Regions from separate parts of the Homo sapiens genome. Here region 1 is linked to region 2. Evidence: chromatin loops called from intact Hi-C (ENCODE). Cell type or tissue: gastrocnemius medialis. All regions are shown on one strand. Region 1 overlaps PHTF2 (putative homeodomain transcription factor 2). Region 2 overlaps PHTF2 (putative homeodomain transcription factor 2).

The links. Peaks named below come from ENCODE experiments on the same cell type or tissue, not always from the same donor. Only the 100,000 strongest peaks of a DNase experiment are listed, where the experiment ranks them.
Region 1: it touches region 2 in a loop (2.4-fold over the local background); 4 of 110 quality-filtered maps call a loop at or near these places.

Annotation. Positions count from the first base shown.
Region 1 is chr7:77,811,012-77,813,511 of GRCh38, reverse strand. All of the region lies in intron 1 of PHTF2 (putative homeodomain transcription factor 2), which reads right to left. Among named protein-coding and RNA genes, the nearest start is that of PHTF2, 13 kb to the right of the region's middle. In gastrocnemius medialis, no CTCF peak of the experiment used is centred here; no DNase peak of the experiment used is centred here; H3K27ac peaks cover 2,043 bases.
Region 2 is chr7:77,876,526-77,879,025 of GRCh38, reverse strand. The region is part of intron 2 of PHTF2 (putative homeodomain transcription factor 2); the gene reads right to left. Among named protein-coding and RNA genes, the nearest start is that of PHTF2, 79 kb to the right of the region's middle. In gastrocnemius medialis, no CTCF peak of the experiment used is centred here; no DNase peak of the experiment used is centred here; H3K27ac peaks cover 1,439 bases.

The sequences.
Region 1 (2,500 bases), 66 kb after region 2:
CTCCCACTTCTCCATCTCCTCTCTTTAATCCAATCATCTTTTGCTCACAATACTCCACTGAAAGTTCTCTTTGAGGACACCAGTGACTTCCAGTCGCTAAATGCAATGGTCAGGTCTCAGTTGCTTATCTTATACAATCTACGGGTAGTATAAAGCACAGCTGATTATGTTCTCTTCTCCTGGAACACTTTATTCACTTAGCTTCTGGGAAACCACTCTCTTCAGTTTGTTCCTCTTTATTCACTCCTTCTCAGTTTCTTTGCTAGTTTTCCTCTTCTCCCTGAGCTCAGTTTTTGCACATCTCTTATCTTCACACAGTCCCTTGGTGATCACATCTAATATCTTGGTTTAAATACCATGTATAAATCAGTGTAATTGGATTGTAACTCAAAGGATAAAATGCTTGAAGGCCTGGTTTAAAATTAAATAAATAAATAAATACCATGCATCTATAGATGACTACTGTATGACTACTATTAGATTATACCTATAACCTCACCTGTTCCTATATCCACTACATTAGAAAAAGTCAAACAAGTTTCCTTACTTGAGGACTTGTTAGAGCCTTTTAACACGTTACTCTGCATTATAAATATCCAATAGAAGATTATGTACACATTATTGGCTGGGTGCTGTGGCTCACACCTGTAATCCCAGCACTTTGGGAGGCCAAGGTGGGCAAATCACGAGGTCAGGAGATCGAGACCATCCTGGCTAACACAGTGAAACCCCATCTCTACTAAAAACACAAAAAATCAGCTGGGCGTGGTGGCGTGCGCCTGTAGTCCCAGCTACTTGGGAGGCTGAGGCAGGAGAATGGTGTGAACCTGGGAGGTGGAGCTTGCAGTGAGCCAAGATTGTGCCACTGCACTCCAGCCTGGGTGACAGAGCGAGGCTCTGTCTCAAAAAAAAAAAAAAGTAAAAAAAGAAGATTATGTACACATTATTTCTTACATTTATTTAGAACAGAATCCTTTCCTTGTGATTCATCTTGTGAAGCATACTACTGACTAAGCCACTAAATATAGCATACTTAGACATCTCTCAAGTAGTTCTAACTTCTTACAGTACACACAAATTATGTAAAAATAAGCAAGCTTCTCCTGATTAGAGATAATAATTGGGTTTGAGGTATTCAAGTCATTTTACTGCATTAGAGGAAAACTTGCCTCAAAATTATCCTTATGCAGAGTTAAATTTATATCTCTCTTCAAATACATTCATCTGTATTAATTACATACTCTAAGTGAACACAGAATAAATGTGTGTCATTTCTTCTGCCTCAAACAACTTAATATAATCAGCATATGTTGTCATTAATCTTTTTCCAGACTAAATGTTCTCAGCTCCTTCACCTGTTCTTCATATAACATGATTTCCAGGCCCCTCACCATCCAGGTTCTTTTTCTCATCAGATAAGATCTAAGTAATTCCTGGAATCCAGTTAGTCAACAAAATAATGTATTTGAAGAATGCAAAACATTGGAGCTATAATTTCTTGTGATAAGGATATGATCACATGGTCATGTAGCCTATGCCTATATTCACTTTTTTATTTTTAGCAGCCATGACACTAGTTAATATTCTTTCTGAAAATAAAGCTGTATTACACACACCCACCACATATATACTCATCCGTATACATATATACTTTACGTCCACTGAGAGGGCCTAGAAACAAAGACTCCTCAGTAGCAATAAGCACATCTAACACCTAGATCTCTAAATACCACTTCATAGTAAAAGAAATCAACACTGCTTAGAGAAATGTCTTATGCTAGGGCTGGCACAGAGATAGTACCAGATGATTATGGAATATCTTGTTGGATCAGAAAGTAAGAAAATGCTCAAAGAATCATAGAGACATTGGCAAAATGATAAAACAAGAATTCATGAGTCCATACTGATATGAATAAGTAAGTGAATAAAGAGGTAGAAGCTTTTCTTTATCACAGAAGTCAGCTAATAAATATAAAAGAAATTACAAAATTATAAAAATCACCATTTGGCACCCATCTTAATAATGGATTCACACAAGAATCATCAATAGATGTTAAAATTAATGGGTAAGTTTGAGAGTAGTAGGATACTAACATAATTTAAAAGTATCTAGCCACAGTATGTATTAATTACAGAGAATAAAAGAGTGACTTTACCTTGTAGAAACCTGGCAGATACCTCCTTAACTAAATTATAAAAGTTATCATCACCAGTAACAGGAGAAATAACAGTATTTGCCTCCTCATATAATGCACTGGAAAGTACACAACATCATGTCTGTGGTATTCCTGCCTAAAGTACGTAACCCAGGGCCAGGTGCAGTGGCTCACGCCTGTAATCCCAACACTTTGGGAGGCTGAGGCAGGTGGATCACTTGAGGTCAGGAGTTTGAGACCAGCCTGGCCAACATGGTGAAACCCTGTATCTACTAAAAATACAAAAATTAGCTGGGCATGGTGGTGGGAGTCTGGTCCCAGCTACTTGGGAGGCTGAGGCAGGA
Region 2 (2,500 bases):
TACTACTAACCACGGCATCACAGAATAAAAGCAGGTTTGAAAAAAGGCCATTCGGCCAGGTGAACTAGATAACATCCACCTACCTAGCTAGATCTAGATAGATCTATCTAGATACAGTGTCACTTCAGGGGTCCCTCAATAACCCTCAAATGCCAAGCCACCCTTTTTAATACTTAAAGAAATAAATCTTTAATTTAGAGATTAAAAATACACATCTAGTTGATTCAATACCCATCTCTCATTTATACTTACGTAAAATCAGTAAATCAATCACTGAAACTGCTTTGCAAAATTATGACAGTAGGAGAAATCTGACATAGCTGACTCCATCTTGCTTCTAACCTCCAAGCTGTGCTTGTTCATTCCTGGGAGTAGCCAAGCTAACTTTGGAAGGAATTTAGTTTATAGTTTAAAGGAAGGATGATAACAGCCCTTCCCAAAACTACAGCCTCCTTTGAAACCACCTTTGTAAAACTAACAAATTAGCCATGAGACTAGAAATTATGGCTCAGGAGTCATGTAGCCAGAGGTCACAAGATTCATAACCTCCCCAGTTGCTCCTACTCCCCAGTTGCTCCTACAGATAACATCACTATTGTAAAACTAAAATTGGTGTTTGAGGTATTTTTCGGACCCTGCATTCTAATGGACAAGCTGGCGCCACCCAGACCCATAAAATGGCTCAACTGGTCTTGTAATCCCACCCAGGGACTGACAGTGCAAGAAGACAGCTTTAACACCCTATGATTTCATCCCTGATCCAACCAATCAGCATTTCCTATTCCCTAGCCCACTGCTTGCCAAATTATCCTAAAACAAAACAAAACCCAGTCTCCAAAATTTCATAGACCAATTTGAATAATAATAACCTCTCTTGTTCTGTTTGCCTGGCCCTGCGATTTTTCAACTCTCTGCTGCAAAAACCTGCTGTTCTCAGTGCATTGGTTTTTCCGGGCAGTAGGCAAGATGAATTAATTGGGCAACTACATCACTAAGCATAAAGTACTGAAGTCTTGCTATACTCTGAGAGGGACTACCAACCTCCACATCTGTGTTATTTGATCCTGCACATCCCCTTCCCCCAACAGTGATTCAAAGCCAGACACACAACTCAAGTGGAGCCAGACTTTCCATTCTAGACATCACATGAATAGGAGAAACAGAGACAGACGGCTGAGACAGAGGAATAAAATTAACATTAACTACAGATCCTAAGAGAGAAGTTTCCAGAAATCCTGATGCTAAGGGGCCCTACACAGCCTTGGTTTCCTTTCCTTCCCATGTCTTAGCTGGCTGATGTTGGCACAGTTTACGCATGTGGTGAAAAGTAGAAGCAGAACACCATGGTGGTTTTTCCTGGCCCAAGTTTAATGAGAACATTGCTGTTAATGCATGCAAACCAATACCATTCTGCATAATTTATGAAGACTGTTCATTTTCCAACTTGCTGGTACATGGCAGTATGTTCTGAGTGGATTTATTTATCAAGCTACTATGTGATTAATAACCTTTTCCAAAAAGTCATTTTAGCAAAGATAATTTAACTTCTGCTTTTCTACTTAACCTAACCTTGGATGATGAACTGTGAAGACCCTGCTAGTGAGGAAAGAAAAGATCATTATTGGCCAGGCGTGGTGGCTCACGCCTGTAATCCCAGGACTTTGGGAGGCCGAGAGCGGGGATCATGAGGTCAGGAGTTCGAGACCAGCCTGACCGACACAGTGAAACCCTGTCTCTACTGAAAATACAAAAATTAGCCAGGCATGGTGGCACGTGCAGCAACTCAGGAGGCTGAAGCAGGAGAATCGCTTGAACCCAGGAGGTGGAGGTTGCAGTGAGCCAAGATTGTGCCACTGCACTCCAGCCTGGGTGACAGAGCGAAACTCTGTCTCAAAAAAAAAAAAAAAAAAGAGAGAGAAAAGATCATTACTGACTTCCATTAATCATGGGAAAATAATTCAAATATATCTTATTTAAATCAAACAGAGGGTGAAAATACTTTAAGGGTAAATACCCAAGTTCTATTTAACAAACCTATAATTCCCAAGTGTTAAAGCTTTTAGAGCCAAACCCACACAATTTAACATTACTCAATTCAAAATTATTTGGAATTTTTGATAAGTGTTATCTGAATTATTATAGAGTGGAAATCATTGAAAATTATTTAAAACACACTCTTAAATTATGCAGTGGTGCAATCACAGTGATCCTCCCATCTCAGCCTCCTGCGTAGCTGCAACTGCAGGTGTGTACCACCATGCCTGGATAATTTATTTTATTTTATTTTATTTATTTTGTAGAGACAGGATCTCACTTTGTTGCCCAGGCTGGTCTTGAACTCCTGGGCGCAAGTGATCCTTCCTCTTTGCCCTCCCAAAGTGCTGCGATTACAGATGTAAGCCACCAAGCCCAGCTGACTTCTTTAGCTTCTAAATCAAAGAAACACAGTGAAAGATGGGATATAAACATTATCTTCATTTTACCACTAATAAAAGTGTTG